3 separate regions of the Homo sapiens genome follow, and regions 1 and 2 are each linked to region 3. Evidence: chromatin contacts called from ENCODE Hi-C data. All regions are on one chromosome and are shown on one strand. The core of a region is the stretch at or near the end of the contact, and the rest is flanking DNA. Distances in the headings are between cores, read along the strand shown.

Region 1 (2,700 bases), core at 2-2,501, 1.8 Mb after region 3:
GTCAACTCAAGCTGTCTTTATTTTTTTTTTTTTTATAGCTACATTCATTTCTGAGCTGAAAGGCTTCTTCATGTAATTTCATCTTGCCGCCATCCAAGAGGGGGATGCTACAACACAATCCTCCTCTCCGATGGGATTTTAGTCAATCACATCTACAATACAGCTTGACCTCTGCTTTCAACTGGGGCAGGCGTGGACGCTGGGGATGGCTCCTGGGTCACAGCACAGCAAGCTGCTGCCATGCTCAAGGCAGTAATCAGCTCACGGATTTCAGCCCAACTCCTGGGGGCTGGAGATGCCAAAATGTGCCCCAAACTACCTGTCAGCAATTAGGAGCCCAGGAAACAGGGACTAGGCTTGCCTGATGGGAAGACATTTAAAGCATCAGAAAGGCTGACAATCCTCACGTAAGGGTGGGCCTGGTGTGGGGGTGGCAAAAGGGCGACTCATAAACCACCAAATGACAGAGTCCAAATTGCTCCATAATGATGATGCGATGCATCCCTTGACACCAGGGATGAAGTCGGACCACATGTAACAGAAGCCAACAGAAATTGAGAAAAGCTCGGTGTCAGATGAAAAGCAGTGATCAGTCTCGACAGGATCTGTTCTACTCCATTTTACCCGGTGCACGTTCTGGAAGCAAACACCCGCCAGCAGTGTATTCTTTTTCCCCCAAAGTTCAACGGGTGAGATGTGAACACAGGCAGTAAAAAGCCCTGAATGTCTGTGGCTTGTAGGGGTCGTAATTCTTTCTCACAAAGTTACCTTTCCTGTTTCTATGAATTACTCTTACATTCTTGTAAGAGATATGGTTTGAGGTATTTATGGTGCATTCAATTCAGCTATCATTGATTTATTGAACGAAACCAGCTCGGGGATATGATGGAAAGGCCCCAATTCCAAAAACTCTTACATCTCCGCACGAAGAGCATTTTCTGCCCTGTTGGCCTCCTGCAGATGACCAGCCGAGATAAACAGAGGGCACCCACTCTCTGTTGCAATGTGCATGGTGATGTGAAGGAATCAATCAGACAAAAGCAGATTATTACAGTGTCTGCGAGAGATCAAACAGTGCTGGCATTCGCACCCACACACGCCTGATTTACAGGCGAGCTGATAAAGTGCTGCAGCTCACTGTCAGGAGAACATGACAACTCCTTGAGCTTGTGGATAAATTATTGCTGAAGCCCATGATAACATTTCTCCACCTAGCAACCAAACATAACAGGATGTGGCTTTTAGTACGAGGAGCCAAATGATACAAAGACAAGACGCCCAGGAGCTCTCAGAGCTCTGAAGGCACATTCTAAGATGCAATTGTGAAATCGCAGCCTCGTGAAAACACATGTGAAATCTATTTTGTAATTAATAACCATGCAGAGGATACCCAGACCTTTCCTATCCATGCAGATGCAAAGAAGAATGTGCCCTCTTTTATGATGAATATTGCTGGAGCCAAAAGTTATCTCCCTCTGAGCTCTGTGCCTGGGACTGTGCTGCTTTATGTGAATCCAAGTGGGGCCCCAAAGTGTGGAACCTGTCCTGTATACCTGCTGATAAGTGCAGTCAACTTGGAGTCAGCTGGGCCCATAGAATAAAACAACATTGAATCCCACAGTGAGAAAAATTGCCCCCTTTCTGGTTCTTTATTGACTTTCCCAATAACATCAAGGAGGGCTGCAGTGTGGCACTAGTATGTCTCAAACACCCTCTAAAAGTGAAAAATGTATTTTTTAAACAAAGAAAGGGAGACTGTGTCTAGCTAGAATTTGTAAAAACCAACATTGTTTAGCTTTCACAATTTTCATTCAAGTCACCATCTTTTCCATGTGACATTGTTTTCCAACTAATGGAGGTGATATCCAGTGTCTGTTTAAAACAAATTTACTTGAGACATGAACCGTATGAGGGCAGGAACTTTTGCCCTATTTGTAAACTGCTAGACCCTCGAAACCTCAACAGTTTCTAGAAAATAGACTGTCAATAAATATTTATCTAATGAAATTTATTAAACGAAAATATCAAGTAAGTGATAGTAGAAATGGTGCCAACGTAGCAGGATTTGTGATGAGCGCACAAGATGAGATAGAAACATAGCAAAATACGTGAAAGTGGTACTCAAACAATTAGTGTTGACGAATGGGACAAATGCTCCTTTGATGTTCTTTGTAAGCCTATGAGGCAGGAACTATTATTTACTTTTCAGGTAAGGAAAATGATACTCAAAGATATTAGGTAACTCATTCAGAACCACAAGCCTCTATGTGGCCGAATATGAATTCAGCCTGAGCACCTAGTCTTAGAGGTAAGCTCTGAGGTGCTCCATTCAACTTCTTCCCTCTCACCTAAAGAACTACATTGTGAAGTATCTGCTATTGCCCCCTCTTCACATGAAAGAAAACTGACTTTAATGAACCTGCCCAACATCATGCGGTGATCACGGGCTGGGATTCAAACCCAGGACTGCTTGGCTGACGGCTTCCACTAGGCTATTCTGTCCTCAAAGAAACTTGCCCCAAATGATCATACAAGCAGCTAGAAATTAGATTTTAACTGGTATCTAATTAAAACTCTGGGTCACACCTACCTTGAGTGCTCTAAATGTGTTCCAGAGAACAGAAACATCATTTGATCAATAAAACAGAAAATTAGCTCAGCACCTAAATGCATTTGAGACACTGCTTATAATTGCCAAGA
Region 2 (2,750 bases), core at 246-2,745, 1.2 Mb after region 3:
ATTTTGTCCACCTTGGTGATCAACGCTAAACTCCTATTGCTGGCCCCAAAGCCTGCCTGCAGCCCGAGTGTTAGGTATGCCTCACACTTCAGCGCCCCAAGCCCCAGTGAGAGGAGACGCTATCCCTGGAGGCCAAAAGCCACTGGCACTGACCACGCAGAGGGATGCAGGGGTGGAGGGGCTGTCTCCCTACTCCGCACCCCAAATCCTCAATCCGACTTTGGCCCGAGAGGCAAGAAACAGACTGGAAGAAAGTTAGGGGTGGGGTAGAGGGTGGAGGAAAGAAAGTTTAAGGAGGAAAGGCTTGGTGGGATAGCTCACCCCAACCCAACCGGAGCTTGGAAGGGGAGGATTTGGGAGACCAGAGAAGGCGAGAGAGGACGGGGTTATTAGAAGGGCACCCGGCGCAAACTCCCCCGAAAGCTTAAGTGGGTGGTGCCCCCGGGCACCCAGGGGCAAGGAGGGCGGGCGAGGAGCTCGGCGCACAGGGCAGCCCCGAAGCGGAGCCGTTTCTCTTACCTGCCGCCCGCTTGGGTGCCTGCTGTTTTCTCCTCGGCATCCTCTACTTCGCTCCAGTCCCACTTCTGGCGCCCCAGCCCCGAGCCGCGCGCTGGGGCCCGCTGTCTCTCTGGCCTCTCTGGGTCTCCTCCGCCTCTTGCCCGGTGGCTCCTAGGACGTCACTCGGCCTCTGTCCCCCTGACGATCCCCCCTGCAACTCCTCCACCACGGGCCAGAGACCCCCCTCTCTGGGTGGCAGACACGGGTGGCTTGTGCCGGCTGCTTTGAAGTAGAGGTTGGTTCTGCCTTGTTTGTTTGTTTGTTTATTTTGAATTTTTTTTCCTCTCTCTTTTTTGTTTTTGCTTTTGGAATTTTTTTGGTTTTGTTTTTGCGGTTTTTTTTTTTTTTGGTGACTGTTGAGACACTTGATTTCTTTATTAAACATCCAAGCCCGGGTTCGGATGGAAGGGACGAGGGGCGCACACGCGCCACAGGCACACTCGCGCGTAAAGATAAGGAAAAAAAAAAGGCAATCCTGGGAAGGTAGTGGGTTTCTTCTTTTTCTTCTTCTTCCTTCTCCTCTTTCCCTCCTCCTCCTCCTCCTCCACCTCCTCCTCCACCTCCTCCTTCTTTTCTTCCTCCTCCTCCTCCTCCTCCTCGCCGATCTCTATGGCGGATTCGTGCCGGGGGGAGAGCGATCACTCACTGTAGGTTTGTGGCTGCTGTCAGATCCCCGTCTGTGAGTGATATGCGAGAGGACAGGAGCGGGTTTTGGAAAGACAGAAAATCTGGAATTCACTCACTCACACACACACACAGACACACACACAGACACTCACACACGCACTCACACGCGCACGCACCCCCGCTTCCTCGCACACACACACTCACACCCCCCACATATGCACACACACACAAACACACACACACACCCTCGCACACACACACAAGACAGGGCGAGGCGATGCCAGCAAACATCGATCCCGCTGAACAAACTGAACATTAACAAACTCCTCCTCCTCCTCCTCTCCCCGCGACCTGATGACAGGGAGAAATTTACTCCCCAGCCGCAGAGCGCCAGGCAGCGGGAGCCTATTAAAGGGACAGCGTCCCGCAGGGGAGAGGGGCTGGGGGCGGGGGCCCCGGCGCGCCGGCCCAGGCCCCTCTGTGCGCCCTCTCCGCCGGGGCGAGGGCGTGCCCACCGGGCGCGGGGACACCCCTCCGGGAGGCGGAAGGGGCGGGGGCGGGAGGAAAGGAGGTGAGGAGGGAAGGGGTGCGGGAGAAAAGGAGGCAGTGTGATGATGGCTGAACTCTGAAGCTGGGAGGCTGTGGAGGGAGATTCAGGGGGGCCAGGTTGGCTGACCAGCAGGGACCATGCACAATCTTAGGAGAGGGAGAACTTAGGTTTGCTCGGGGCTGGGAAGGGGGAGGGGACCTTATCCAGTGAGGATCTCCATCCTGTAAGTCTTAACCTGCCCCCACCAAAATGTGCTCCCCACGACCCCTTCAATTTAGTGCCCCTGTCCCTCCCACTTTCTCGCTAATCAATGGGTGGTCACAAAAACAAAAATCTCCCTTCTGTCTACTTTAAGGTCTAATCATATACTCCTCTTTTTGTTTCCTTTGAAGAATGTTTATTGAGCATCTACTATGTGCCTATTCTGGAGACACAGAGGCCACAGAGAAAGGGAAGGTGGTGGCCATGTTGGTATTTATATTCTAATGGGGGAGTGCAGACAAGTGCCCCCCAGCTATCCAATCTTTGCTTAAATGTCCCCTTTTCCCAAAGGTCTACCTCACCTAAAATACACACACACACACACACACACACTCCCTGCCCCATTTCTCCATTTTGTTATTCCCCAGTGAGCTGATCAGTGAGTGTCACACAGGTTATAGACAGTTTTCTATTCTGTTGATTGTACAAGTTCCCCTCTTGAATGTAAGCTCCAATGGAAGGAAGGATTTTTGCCTCTTTGTTCTCTTATATCCCCAAGTGCTGGCAAAGCACAAGACATATAATAAGTGCCCAGTAAAATATTTGTTGAATGAATGAAAAGTAAGCAAGCAAATAAACAGGATACTTTGAGTGATTCGCTCCATGAAGACGTTAAGCTGAGTGCTGTAATAGTGTCTAAAAGGGGGTGGGTGGCTCTAGATTCAATGTAGGATATGGCATTTGAGCACAGAGAGATTGAAACAAACATGTGATTATTGAGTTCTGCTATCGGCCAGGCACCTTTTGAGGTGTT
Region 3 (2,768 bases), core at 41-2,540:
ACAGATGGCATAGACTATGTGGTACTGGATAGGGGCAAAGCAAAGAAGTTCTAATGTGGTCTTAAAAGTGGAATGAACGCAAATCCCTCCAGCCAAGAGATTCTCATCAAAGACCCCCTATAGCAGTTTAAAACACAGACTCCGGAGTCAGAATGCCTGTGTTTAAATGCTAGCTTTGCCTCCGCGCCTGTTTTCTCATTGTTAAATAAGGATAAAAACAGTATCTCCCTCAAAGAACATAAAATAAACAATACACGCAAAACAACTTACAGCTGTACCTAGCACACTGTAAAGCTCCCCAAATTATCAGCCGTTATCTCCTTCCCCCTCTCCAATTTTCTTTTTCTTCTATCTGACTATCTTTACACATCTGGGAAGGCTCACGGGATTAAAAACCCCACATGGAAGTTTAGCCGGCTTAGTGGTTACACAGGCGTGCTTTGAGAAAAACAAAAACAAACCTGAGTTTGAACTCCAGCTCTGCTTCTTACTAGCTGAGTCACTTTAGGGCCTCTAACTGCTCTGTGTCTAAGTTTCTCTACCTGCAAAGTGGAGAGGAACCCATTGCACTTGCTGAGTTGCGGGGAGGATAACAGATAAACGGCCGGCTGCTGGGCCCGGCACATCTTCCATTCTCAATAAATACTGGTTTTAGCCTGAAGGACTCAGGGGCATCAAGCGTGGAAATGGGCAGCTCCAGGTTGGACACAGGGTCTCTGGGGCCTGCTAATCTGGGGATGCAGGAACCTGCTGTCCCCGTTATGAGCTGCGTAACCTCGGGCAGGTGACTCCCCATCTCTGGGCCTCAGTTTCCTCACCCGTAACCACGCTCCCAGCAGCAGCTACCCATAACCAGTGAGGCTAATGCGATCATGCCGGTGCAACGCCCGAGTCAAGGCCAACCACACTCAACGGGACCTTCGGCTTCCCACACCTCAGGGGCGAGGCCGGGGCTGCAGGTTCCTCAGACTCCCCGGGGGCACCCTCGGCATCGCGGGAGGCGGACCTGCGTCCTTCGAGGCTCCCGGCCCCAGCCCCGGCGCCCCGCCTCGGCTGGCCAGGTGCCTAGGAAAACGCTCAGGGCGCCAGGCGCGAGCAGGCCTTGCCGCGGGACCGCTCTCAGGGCCTCGGCCTCGGCCTCGGGTCCCACGCCGGGCTTCGGAGCTGCGCACCCCCAGCATCCCGCGCCCGGGCCCCAGCGGCCGAGATCCGGCGCCGCCCGAGCATCCAGAGCCCCGAGCTCCCCACTCACCGCCTTCTTCATGGTGGCCGCCATCTTGGGACTGGACTACCGCAGGCGGCGGGGAGGGCCGCAATGGCGCGCTTCGCCCCCGAGCGTTCTCTCGCTCCCGGTCGGCCTAGAACTCCCCGCAAAAATACAACACTGTCTCCACATTCCGTCCTCTTGGACTTTTGGCCAGTGAGTCCAAACGGCTGGGACGTAGGGAGGAAATGTGACCTGGAAGGACTTGGTACATGCCAATTAAAGGGACAGGCAACCCCCGTGGACCGACATAAACACGGGGGTGTGGCGAACGGCTCCGGCCGCGGGCAGCAGGGGGCGCGCCCAAGGCTCAGCGCGGCGGGGCCCAGCTGGGGCAGGATCAAAGGGCTCGGGGAATTTTTCTCCATCCGTCCCACAGACTTGCATTGAGAAAGCTAACCTACCTGTAAAACAGCTAGGAACGAATGGCCTTGGCAAATAGGGTGTGAGATTTATGTGCCATGATAATTCAGGTGGTGTAAAGGAGGTACTCCTATCTTTTAATGTAATTTTTTTTTAATTTAAATTCGGGGGGTATGTGTGCCGGTTTATTACATGGATATACTGCATGGTGCTAAGGTTTGGGTTTCTAATGATCCCGTTGCCCAAGTAGTGAACATAGTACCCCACAGGTAATTTTTCAACCCCTTTCCCCTGCCTCCTTCCCCGTTTTTGGAATCCGTAGCATTTATTGTTCCCACCTTTATGTCCACGAGTACCCAGTGTTTAGCTGTCACTCATAAGTGGGAACATGAGTGGTTGGTTTTCTGTTTCTGTGTTAATTCACTTAGGATAATGATGTCCAGCTGCATCCATGTTGCTGCAAAGGACATGATTTTGTTCTTTTTTATGGCTGCATAGTATTCCATGGTGTATATGGACCACATTTTCTTTATCCTATCCACCACTGATGGGCATCTGGGTTGATTCCATGCCTTTGCTGTTGTGACTAGGCAATCCTATTAATTAATTTACAGCAATATTACTGAACAATTACTGTATATTCTGACACTTGTGTCTCCCAATTAGTAATTTTTTTTTTTTTTTTTGCCTTAGGACCTCTTTATACTCCTGGAAATTACTGAGGACTCCAAAGAACTTTTGTTTATGTGGGTTATTTATCGATATTTGCTGTATTAGAAATTAAAGCAGAATTTTTAAAATGTATTTATTAATTCATTTAAAATAATATAAAACTCCATTCCATGGTAATAAAAATCACACTTTAAAAATAACTATATTTTCTAAGACAAAAATAAATTGAGAAGATTGTCATCATTTTACATTTTCACTGATCTCTTTAATATCAGGCTTAATGGAAGGTTACATTCTCATGTCTACTTCTGCATTCAGTCTCTCCAAATACACTGTTTAGTTGCCTAGTTGTAGGTATGAAAAACCCCAGCCTCATACAAATCATGTAGTTGGGAAAGGGAGGCCCTCATGGATCCCTGAAAAGGTCTCAGGGACCCCCGAGGTTCATGGGCCACAGCTTGAGAACTGC

The links. A loop is a pair of places that touch in the nucleus more often than their neighbours do. Pooled maps may share reads with other maps.
Region 1: a loop to region 3 is called in a pooled map, with 6 times the contacts of the local background. The contact joins the enhancer-like site here to the promoter of PFDN4 in region 3. A Hi-C loop is called at or near these places in 4 of 50 pooled maps.
Region 2: a loop to region 3 is called in a pooled map, with 4 times the contacts of the local background. The contact joins the promoter of TSHZ2 here to the promoter of PFDN4 in region 3. A Hi-C loop is called at or near these places in 4 of 50 pooled maps.

Annotation. Positions count from the first base shown.
Region 1 is chr20:52,408,867-52,411,566 of GRCh38, reverse strand. The region is part of intron 4 of LOC105372666 (a long non-coding RNA gene); the gene reads right to left. Among named protein-coding and RNA genes, the nearest start is that of LINC01524, 210 kb to the left of the region's middle. Within about 2 kb of position 1,251, at least 5 of the 41 ENCODE cell types and tissues checked have a DNase peak (open chromatin) inside an H3K27ac peak, as active enhancers do.
Region 2 is chr20:52,971,103-52,973,852 of GRCh38, reverse strand. It overlaps TSHZ2 (teashirt zinc finger homeobox 2), which reads right to left and starts at 1,495. Exons shown (of 3, transcript NM_173485.6): 1 at 520-1,495. The coding sequence starts at 559.
Region 3 is chr20:54,206,609-54,209,376 of GRCh38, reverse strand. It overlaps PFDN4 (prefoldin subunit 4), which reads right to left and starts at 1,290. Exons shown (of 4, transcript NM_002623.4): 1 at 1,253-1,290. The coding sequence starts at 1,276. LOC124904937 (a long non-coding RNA gene) reads left to right here and starts at 1,336. Exons shown (of 2, transcript XR_007067669.1): 1 at 1,336-1,420; 2 at 2,321-2,431. RefSeq lists enhancers at 259-1,075, 1,216-1,535, 1,076-1,893 and a silencer at 956-1,225.